2 separate regions of the Homo sapiens genome follow, and region 1 is linked to region 2. Evidence: read pairs that join two places in POLR2A ChIA-PET (ENCODE). Cell type or tissue: CD4-positive, alpha-beta T cell. All regions are shown on one strand. Each heading gives the region's core, and the rest is flanking DNA. Links, peaks and the distances in the headings are about the cores only.

What was found. ChIA-PET counts read pairs that join two places held together with the same protein. Peaks named below come from ENCODE experiments on the same cell type or tissue, not always from the same donor. Only the 100,000 strongest peaks of a DNase experiment are listed, where the experiment ranks them.
Region 1: POLR2A ChIA-PET joins it to region 2 with 5 read pairs; 13 of 35 experiments call an interaction of 5 or more read pairs at or near these places.

What each region holds. Positions count from the first base shown.
Region 1 is chr20:63,747,754-63,753,251 of GRCh38, reverse strand. ZBTB46 (zinc finger and BTB domain containing 46) reads left to right here. Exons shown (of 5, transcript NM_001369741.1): 4 at 391-566. Among named protein-coding and RNA genes, the nearest start is that of ZBTB46-AS2, 6.7 kb to the right of the region's middle. RefSeq lists enhancers at 1-510, 511-1,461. In CD4-positive, alpha-beta T cell, for the core only: no CTCF peak of the experiment used is centred there; DNase peaks (open chromatin) are centred at 581, 1,261, 1,641 and 2,091; H3K4me3 peaks cover 522 bases; H3K27ac peaks cover 833 bases.
Region 2 is chr20:63,632,766-63,637,967 of GRCh38, reverse strand. No RefSeq gene overlaps it. Among named protein-coding and RNA genes, the nearest start is that of MHENCR, 8.1 kb to the right of the region's middle. RefSeq lists an enhancer at 2,142-2,191 and a silencer at 2,392-2,441. In CD4-positive, alpha-beta T cell, for the core only: no CTCF peak of the experiment used is centred there; DNase peaks (open chromatin) are centred at 1,957 and 2,447; H3K4me3 peaks cover 1,079 bases; H3K27ac peaks cover 3,107 bases.

The DNA.
Region 1 (5,498 bases), core at 205-5,204, 120 kb before region 2:
CACGCCCAGGGCCTGCTACCCACACATGCCCAGTGGGGTCTGAGGGCTGGAAGGAGGGTCCTGCAGGGACCGGGCACTGTGTTCAGCATTGGCCGTTCTTACCCCTTGCCTCCTGCCTTTGGCCTGGATGGAAAGATCTCCTGAGAGCTGGGGCTCCTGAGCTCCCTGGGGCTCAGCCTTGCTGGCACCGCCCCTGCCAGACAGTGGGTGGGACAATTTATGCAGATGGTGGGGGAGCCTGGCCTGTCGCAGTGCTGACCAGCCCCCAGTGGGTGGCCGTGGGAGACAGCCCGTCCTGGCTGCTGGGCTGCGGCGTGCAGCCGTGGTCTGTGGGCCGCAGGGCGGTACATCCCAAGCCCTGCTGACGCCTCGCGGGTCCCTCTCTTTCAGTGAATGAGTTCACGGTGATCAGGAAGAAGTTCAAGTGTCCGTACTGCAGCTTCTCGGCCATGCACCAGTGCATCCTCAAGCGACACATGCGCTCGCACACGGGAGAGCGGCCCTACCCCTGCGAGATCTGCGGGAAGAAGTTCACGCGGCGCGAGCACATGAAGCGCCACACGCTGGTGAGTGCGGGGAGGGTCCGCGTGCCGCGCGCTGCGCGTGGCCACGATGTCCGGGCAGGCGGGTCCTGATGAGGGCGCAGACCGCCCCGGACCCCACACCGGGTCCACTCTGCACAGGGGGGACGACAGCAGGGCAGGGAGATCCGCCCCGGGCCCCTGTCTGCTCTGCCCCGGCCTCCTGGGTGTGGCTGGGCCACATGGCCCCTGCAGAGGCTTCGGCCCACCCTGCTCACCTGCTGGCCGCCAAGGCAGCCAGGCCTCGGCAAACTCAGCTCGCTCTGCTTGGAGCCCCCAACCCTCAGCCACCTCTGCGCCCCCCCGCCCCCGCCCTGCCTCGGGAGGGAGAACCCTGTCCTTGTGCCTGCCGACCTGTCTGCACCCACCGCGCCCACCCTGGAGCTCAGCACTGGCAGGTCGTTGTCAGGTAGCAGGTGTGGAGTGGATGGATTTGCTTGGGGAGGAAATAATAGAAAAAGGCAGCCTGGGAACAGGGAGGCAGATTTGCCAAAAAAGGCCTGGCGAGGGCATCTCAAGTGGGTGAGATCAACCAGTGAGGCGGGTGGGGCACAGGCAGCCCAGAGCGGGGCGGCCCCAAGGGTTCGGGGAGTCCTGGAACGCCCACCCCGAGGCGCAGGGTGCAGGGGGAGCTCGCGGCGGGCAGCTGTGTGAGGAGAGGCAGTGGAGGCGCCCCGGGCTCCGGGCAGAGGTGGGGCTGCTGTCGGGGCGGAAGAGGCTCTGGAGCATCGCTGCCAGTTTAGGAATCGCAGGAGAGTCAGCAGGTTCCGGAGCGGACCTGCAGGAGCCGAGCTCCACCGGGAGACCCACCGGGGGGCGGGGCTTCATGGGAGACCCACCGGGGGGCGGGGCTTCATGGGGAGACCCACCGGGGGCGGGGCTTCATGGGGAGACCCACCGGGGGGCGGGGCTTCATGGGAGACCCACCGGGGGGCGGGGCTTCATGGTGCGACCCACCGGGGGGCGGGGCTTTATGGGGAGACCCACCGGGGGGCGGGGCTTCATGGGGAGACCCACCGGGGGGCGGGGCTTTATGGGGAGACCCACTGGGGGGCGGAACCGAGCGCCAGAGGTCAGGTTCTGTTGGTTGCTGCTTTTCCAGTGCAGTGGTGGATACCCATTTGGGGTAACGACCCCTGTGGGAGCTCCCTGAGGTCAAGCTGCAGAGCTAGAGGGGTGCAGGGCCCTGGCCTCCCCGTGTTTGCCTGGCCGGCTGTGGGCGAAGGGCCACTCCAGGCCCTCGGATGCCGCCTGGGATGTGTGCTGGAGTGGATATGGAGCGGGGCTTAGTGCTGGGCTCTGGCCTTCCCTGATGCCCCCACATTTGCCTTTGCGAGGTGGAGGACAGTAGAGAAGGAACAGTCCTGGGAGGGGGCCCCTGGACCACGAGATGGCAGGTCTGCAAGGCCAGAAGCAGACCCACATCCACGCGGAGCCGCCGGGGCCCCAGCCTTGTTTTCCGTAGCGGAGGATGTGCTTCTGTTCACACAGGCCACAGGGCTGATCTTACAAACCACTTATAAAAAGCCGCGGGGGCGGGGGGAGGGGTAGCTGCACCAGGCCGACATGTTTCCTATTCAGAGAAAATCGCATCTTGTTTTTTAAACTGATAGGTGCTAACACGTTTTAACAACATGGATTGCAACGTCTTTCTTCAGCAAATCCGTATTAACCTCTCAGTAAACGTTTTGATCCTGTTTGAGGTTCAGTGTGGCTGCCTGTTCCTTCTCGTTGGATAGGGTTAGGGTTTGTTTTTTTGTTTTTTTTTTGAGACAGGGTTTCACTGTGTTACCCAGGCTGGAGTGCAGTGGCGTGACACAGCTCACTACAACTTTGACCTCCCGGGCTCAAGCGATCCTCCCACCTCAGCCTCCCAAGTAGCTGGGACTACAGGTGTGCACCAACATGCTCAGCTAATTTTTGCGTTTTGTGGTGATGGGATTTCGCTGTGTTGCCCAGGCTAGTCCCGAACTCCTGGCCTCAAGTGAGCCACTTGCCTCTGCTTCCCAAAGTGCTGGGATTACAGGTGTGAGCCACTGTGTCCGACCAGGGCTGGGATTTTTGTCCTGGGGTTCATGATTGGGCTTCAGGGGGTCATAATTCCCTGGAAAATGTACTTATAACATATGGAAAGCCAAGTGTGGTGGCACATGCCTGTAATCCTAGCACTTCGGGAGGCTGGGGCAGGAGAATAGCTTGAGGCCAGGAGTTTGAGACCAGCCTGGGCAAAATTGCGAGACTCTGTCTCTACAAAAAATTAAAAAAAAAAAAAAGTTAGCCAAGTGTGGTCCCAGCTACTTGAGAGGCTGAGGCAGGACGATCACCTGAGCCCAGTGAGGTCCAGGCTGCAGTGAGCTGTGATTGCACCACTGCACTCCAGCCTGGGCAACAGAGTGAGACCCTGTCTCTAAAGAACAACAAACACAAGCAAGCATATGGGGCTTGACTTTTTCTGAGGAGAGGCTCTGTGTGTGGCCTTCTCTGGGGTCCTGGACCTGAGAGCGTGGAGACCCGAGTGTGAGACAGCAGCTCTAGCCGGTCCAGCCTCCACTTTCACGATGGCACTTACGAGCACTGTCAGCCCTTCCCTGGCCTGGGTGGCCCCTCCACCCGCTCCAGGAAGAGCACCAGTGGCTGGGGCAGGGCCCCCCATGCCTTGGCAGGGCCACATTTGGAGGGTGGGCCAGCCGTGCTCTTGCAGCCACAGTGCCCCAGAGCCTGGGCGGGCTGCCAAGGTGTCCCGTCTTCCTTCTTGCTTCCTTCCAGGGCATTTGCCCATTTGCATGAGTTCCCAGCCATCCAGCCCTGGCCACATGGTCCCTGTGCCACCCCAAGCTGCCCCTGCTGCCTCCTCAGGTGCCCTGGCCCCTGCACACATGGGAGCCTAGGCCTCAAGGGGCCTCAGTGTTTTTCACTAGCCCCGCTCCAACCCTTCCTGGGCCTGTGTGCACCAGGTTACTGTGCTGGGAAGTTTCTACTGTGGCTTGTCTTGAATTTTTGTTCTGGAAGTCCTTGGTTTAAAATACAGCAAAACAGGCTGGGCGCGGTGGCTGACGCCTGTAATCCCAGCACTTTGGGAGGCCAAGGCGGGCAGATCACGAGGTCAGGAGATCGAGACCATCCTGGCTAACACGGTGAAACCCCGTCTCTACTAAAAATACAAAAAATTAGCTGGGCGTGGTGGCGGGTGCCTGTAGTCCCAGCTACTTGGGAGGCTGAGGCAGGAGAATGGTATGAACCCGGGAGGCGGAGCTGGCAGTGAGCCGAGATGGCAACACTACACTCCAGCCTGGGTGACAGAGCGAGACTCTGTTTCAAAAAAATAAATAAATAAAATACAGCAAAACAAAAGCCCAAAGGAGCAGTTCTGGCACCAAGTTGTCTGAGGCTCTGTTTCTAGGGTTAGCGTGTTTGGGCATCTGAGGTGTGCTGTGTGGTGCTGCCCTGGCCCTGAAAGCCACCAGCTGCCCCTGAAGGTCTCACATCCCTGGACAGCGCCCATCCCGGTCCAGGCTTAGAGCTCACACAGTTGCTCTGGAAGCAGACATTTGAGAAGTGAGGTCTTTATGGTTCCCGGCTTTGTGGAAGAAGTTACAGGCACCTCTGCCCTCAAGGAAGCGGGTCTAGAAGGGGAGGTCGGGCCGTGCTGGGTGGCCTGTCGGCCTGTGGATTCGGAACACTGAGGCAGGAAGTACGTAAGGGCCCGGGTCCAGCCCCAGGATGGGGAGGTGGTAGCTGTGGTGCCTGCCCGTCAGAGGTCTTTGCAAGTGTAGCAGGACCGTCTTCCGCCATGACACACATTGATTATGTATGTACTTGCTCATGGGAGAAAACTGGTGAGTTTGGAATGGTTTAAGGAAGAGCTAAACTCACAAGCACATCCCAGCCTCAGTTCTCCGTGCAGCCTCAGAGGTGCTGCAGGCCCCGGGAGACAGCCCTGTGGATGGAGGGAGGAGCCGAGGGGAGCCTGGGGTCATTGCCGGGTTCAGCCTGGAGGACTGACCTGAGGCCAGCCCACCTCAGAGAAGCCCCTCGTGTGGACTTGGCCAGGGGCCAGGGGTTGCTATTGGGGTCCTCTGTGGGTCCTGCCCTCTCGGTCCTTGGAGGGCAGAGACAGGGGCTGTGCTGTGAGGGATCAGGGCCAGCCCCCCAAGGCCTCCTCTAGCTGGCGTGGCCGAGGGTGCCCGTGAGTGGGTACAAGGGCCACCTCTCCCCATCCCTGGCCATGTCTGAGGTCTGGTTCTGCACAGCACAGGTGTCCACACCCACCCTCAGCGGAAGCCCACCTGGGGCCACATGTCCCCAGCAGTGTGTGGTAGTTCCCTCAGGCCTTGAGGCCAGTGCTGAGACCCTCCAGGAACCCAGCACCTCGCGTCCTGCCACATGGGCCCTCTTCAGGGTGCTGCCCCATCTCCCTGCCGGGCCCAGCACAGGGCACAGCACGACTGCCCTCCCTGGCAGCCACACCTCCTCCTCTGACCATAAGTGCTCATCTCTCTTCTTGCATGTCTCAGTCGACCTTGAAACAGCCTGAGAGTGGGGGAGTTGCCTCCTTTACACGTTCCTGGAGTCAGGGTCGGGCTGAGGGGTCAGGGACTGAGGGGGTCAGGGGCTGAGGGGGTGTCCACGCAGCCAGGCTGAGGTGTGGGCCCACCTGCCCGGCTGGCAGCCCCAACCCCGGCCCGTCCCTGTACGGCTGGGTACAGGAAGAGCTCTGTGAGCTCCAGTCCAATGCGGGGCCCTCAGCCTGTCCTGCAGGGAGGTTTGGAGGAAGCCAGGCTTTTAGGCAGAGGCCGGTGGTGTGACCCCCGTGAGAAGTGTGTCAACCCAGGGGGCCTCTGGTGGGGGTGCTTGGACACACAGTGTAGACGCTGAGACTGGCCCACCTAGGGGCTGGGTTTGCGGGGGAGGGGCACT
Region 2 (5,202 bases), core at 1-5,000:
ATCCCAGCACTTTGGGAGGCTGAGGCGGGTGGATCACGAGGTCAGGAGATCAAGACCATCCTGGCTAACATGGTGAAACCCCGTCTCTACTAAAAATACAAAAAATTAGCCGGGTGTGGTGGCGGGCGCCTGTAGTTCCAGCTACTCAGGAGGCTGAGGCAGGAGGATGGCGTGAACCCGGGAGGTGGAGCTTGCAGTGAGCCGAGATAGCGCCACTGCAGTCCGGCCTGGGCGAAACAGCAAGACTCTGTCTCAAAAAAAAAAAAACGAAAAAACAGAGTTTGTATATAGCATCCCTGTATCCTGGGCATACAGACACACACATGCCACATACAACATTGAAAGAATTTGTATATGGCATCCCTGTACCCTGGGCATGCATGGGCACGCAGACACAGACACCACACACAAACACACGTGGGCCTTGGCCTCCCGCAAGACCAAGCTGATCGCAGGCCGGGTGCTGGCAAGGCACTGAGGGCAGATGGAGTTTATGACAGTCACCATGTGGAGCCTCTGGCATCAAGTGGGGGCGGACATTCCTTCACAAACTGATCGCACTTTTCCCATGAAGAAAAGGAAAGGCAGGCTCCTCCTGGGAGGCCAGACAGAGCTGTTTAGTGACCTATTGTGTGTGACAAGTCACCCCTTAATTAACAACGAACATTATCTGTCAGTTCCCATAAGTCAGGAGTACAAAACCTGGGGGTTTCTGGCTCGGAGTCTCTCATGATGTTGCAGTCAGGACGTTGGACGAGGTCCTGGCCATCTGAAGGCTGGGCAGGAGGTGGGGCATCCTCTTCTGAGAATGCTCCCTCCCGAGGCTGCAGGCAGGAGGCCTTCATTCCTTACCACATGGACATCCAGGGGCTGCCTGAGTGTCCTTGAAACATGGCTCTGGGGGACCCAAAGCCAGCGACCTGGGTGGGGGTCGCTGGGTGGGGGGATATTGGGAGGAACCCAATGTCCTCTGGGTGTGGGGAACCATGTAAGATCTGCTGTTAGAAGTGAGTCACTGAGAAGACTCATGCTTAGGAGGGAGTTGGGTTCCAGCTTTTGAGGTGAGGAATGTCAAAGGATTTGTGAACATATTTTATTTTCTTATTTTATTTATTTATTTAGAGATGGAGTCTCGCTCTGTCGCCCAGGCTAGAGAGCAGCGGCGCAATCTTGGCTCACTGCACCCTCTGCTTCCTGGGTTCAAGCGATTCTCCTGCCTCAGCCTCCTGAGTAGCTGGGATTACAGGCACGCACCACCACGCCTGGCTAATTTTTGTATTTTTAGTAGAGACAGGGTTTCCCCATGTTGGCTAGGCTAGTAGAGACGGGGTTTCATCATGTTGGCCAGGCTGGTCTCGAACTCCTGACCTCGTGATCCGACCGCCTTGGCCTCCTAAAGTGCTGGGATTACAGGTGTGGGCCACCATGCCTGGCCTTATTTTACTTTTTTGAGACGGAGTTTCACTCTTGTTGCCCAAGCTAGAGTGTAGCGGTGTGATCTCAGCTCACTGCAACCTCCACCTCCCAGGTTATAAGCGATTCTCCTGCCTCAGTCTCCCAAGTAGCTGGGATTACAGGCGTGAGCCACAGTGCCCGGCCTTGTGAATGTATTTTATTTTATTTTATTTTTTGAGACAGAGTTTCGCTCTTGTTGCCCAGGCTGGAGTGCAATGGCATGATCTCGACTCACTGTAACCTCCACCTCCTGGATTCAAGCGATTCTCCAGCCTCGGCCTCCCGAGTAGCTGGGATTACAGGCATGCACCACCTGGCTAATTTTGTATTTTTAGTAGAGATGGGGTTTCACCATGTTGGTGAGGCTGGTCTTGAACTCCTGACCTCAGGTGATCCACCCACCTTGGCCTCCCAAACTGTTGGGATTACAGACGTGAGCTACAGTGCCCGGCCAGTCTGTGAACGTATTTTAAAACCACATCAGACACTCTGCCTAGAGTGACTGCTATGATCTGAATGTGTCACCTCCGAAGTTCACGTGTTGGAAACTTAACCGCAGCGCAGCAGTGTTCTGCTCTATTAAAAGGGCTCCTGGGAGTGGGCTCTCTCTGACCACGTGAGGACACGGTGGTCAAGGTGCCATCGTGGAAGCAGAGACCAGGCCCTGACCTGATGGCCCCTTGCTCTTGGACTTCCCAGCCTCCAAAACTTTGAGGAAATAAATTTCTGTTCTGTATTAAATTACCCAGTCTGTGGCATTCTGTTACAGCAGCACAAAACGGGCCAAGACAGTGACTGTATGTTTTGGACACAGCTGGTGCTTGCTTGGTGTCTGGGGCAGCAGTGGGTGCCCCCCAAACAGGGGTGTCCAGCAAAGCAGGTGGGGATACGGCACAAGTGGAGGCCTGACTCAACCAGTTGCTCCCCCACAGCCTGCTGTGCACTCGTGTCGGGCAAAGGTGCGGCCATGCAGAAGTGAGCACAGGAAAAGCTGGTGCCAACCACAAGTGCTTCTCCTTTTGCTGAAGAAAAACAATTTTGATGTTCTGCAGTTGCTCAGTTTCCTGGGACTGCTGTAAGAAGTACCACAAATGAAGCGGCTTAAAACAACAGAAACTCAGCCGGGTGCAGTGGCTCATACTTGTGATCCCAGCACTTTGGGAGGCCGAGGCAGGAGCATTGCTTGAGCCCAGGAGTTTGAGACCAGTCTGGGCAACATGGTGAAACCCCATCTCTACAAAAAATACAAATATTAGCCAGGCGTGGTGGTGCTCGTTTGCAGTCCCAGCTACTCTGGAGGCTGAGGTGGGAGGATCGCTTAAGCCCAGGAGTTCAAGACTGTAGTGAGCCATGATTGTGCCACCCAGCCTGGGAGACAGAGCAGGGCCCTGTCTCAACAAACAACAAACAATAAACTTGTATTTCTAGTCACCAAAATGTTGTGTGTATAGCATAGTTTATTATATTCAAAACACTTTCAAATTTTTTTAATCTTCATAATGTCTACTCTGGGAAAAACAGGATAAACATTGTTACACTAACCTTTTTTTCTGGTTGCAAATGTAAGACATGGTCATTGCATCACTGCAAAACACAAGGACAAGAGGCCAGGTGCAGCGGCTCATACCTCTAATCCCAGCAAGGCCTCCCACCTTTGGGAGGCCGAGGTGGGCGGGTCGCCTGAGGTCACGAGTTTGAGACCAGTCTGGGCAACATGGTGAAACCCCATCTCTACTAAAAATACAAAAATTATCTGGACGTGGTGGCGCACACCTGTAGTCCAGCGACTTGGGACGTTGAGGCAGGAGAATCGCTTGAACCTGGGAGGCGGAGGTTGCAGTGAGCTGAGATTGAACCACTGCACTCCAGCCTGGGTGACAGAGCAAGACCCCATCTCAAAAAAAAAAAAAAAAAGTTATTTGTTAATATCACCGTCAAGCTCATCAGAAAGTACTGGGAAGCCTTTCACAATGGCAAAATTCTTTTTTTTTTCTTGGCCCGGGCACAATGGCAAAATTGTTATTCTTACTTCAAAGCTCAAATTTTATCACTGGTAACAAATGCTGTCAGTTGCTTTCCTTAAAGTGTATGGGTTTTTTTTTTTTTTTTTTTTTTGAGACGGAGCTCGCTCTGTCGCCCAGGCTGGAGTGCGGTGGCGCGATCTGGGCTCACTGCAAGCTCCGCCTCCCGGGTTCACGCCATTCTCCTGCCTCAGCCTCCCGAGTAGCTGGGACTACAGGCGCGCGCCACCACGCCCGGCTAATTTTTGTATTTTTAGTAGAGATGGGGTTTCACCGTGTTAGCCAGGATGGTCTCGATCTCCTGACCTCGTGATCCGCCCGTCTCGGCCTCCCAAAGTGCTGGGATGACAGGCGTGAGCCACCGCGCCCGGCCGGGTTTTTGTTTTTTCTTTCACTCCCCTGACATAAAATATTTGGTATTTTTCTATACCAGCAACCAATTCTCCAACCGCTAACTGGGTGTCCAATATAATACAGGTAAATTCTGACACTGCCTTCCTGGAGGGTGTGTCAGATCCTACAAATTACAAGGGCTCAATCCTAACCGACTGCCCACACTTCAGACCCCGGGAGCCAGTCCAGAGCCACTTATATTTATGACCACTGGGCTTTCTAAATCAGGGGTTCTCACAACCTGCTCTTCAGGTTAGATGATTTACTAGAATGTCTCACAGAACTCAAGAAAATTTGTATGTTTGTCAGTTCATTATAAACGAACAGCCAAGTGGAAGAGATATTCAGCCATCCCCGTTAAAGTGGAAGTAGACCTGAGTAAACTTTTATCCAGTATTGGACAATATCCTCTAAGGCGTGAAGCAATGAAAAGAATCAGACCCATAACAAGAGTGTATCTGCTTTCGGGATCTAGGAGTGCTACAATTAAATAAAAAATGAGAGTATTTTTAAACAAAGATTAATTTTAAAAAGAAAGAAAGGCTGGGCCTGGTGGCTTATGCCTGAAATCCCAACACTTTGGGAGGCCGAGGTGGGTGGATCACCTGAGGTCAGGAGTTCAAGACCAGCCTGACCAACTTGGTGAAACCCTGTCTCTACTAAAAATACAAAAATAAGTCAGGCCTGGTGGCGGGCATGTGTAATCCCAGCTACTCAGAAGGCTGAGCCAGGAAAATCACTTGAACCCAGGAGGTGGAGGTTGCAGTGAGCCAAGATCGCGCCATTGCACTCCAGCCTGGGTGACGAGAGTGAAACTCTGTCTCAAAGAAAAGCAAAAAAAGAGAAAAGGGTATAATGATCCCTTGCACAAGCCCATGTATTATAGTACTGCGATCCTTCCCATAAGGAAACCAAATGGGAGGATCTGGCATTTTGTACAAGACCCCAGAGCTATCGACAACATTGTGATTCCACGACATGGGTGCTACCAAAGCCTCCCACTCTGGCAGCCACCGTCCCTGCAGAAGCGAGGTATTGACTGTGGCTGATATATGCAGTGCTTTCTCCAGTAGACACAGAGTCGGCTCGTTTTCTTTTACATGACAGGACCAGCAGTATACCTCAACCATCATGCCCTAAGGACACACCAAGGGTCCCACCTATGTTTCTTTTTTTGCTTTGAGATGGAGTCTCACTCTGTCACCCAGGCTGGATGGAGTGTGGTGGCGTGATCTCAGCTCATCGCAACCTCCACCTCCCCGGTTGAAGAGATTCTCCTGCCTCAGCTTCCCAAGTAGCTGAGACTACATGTACACACCCAGCTAACTTTTGT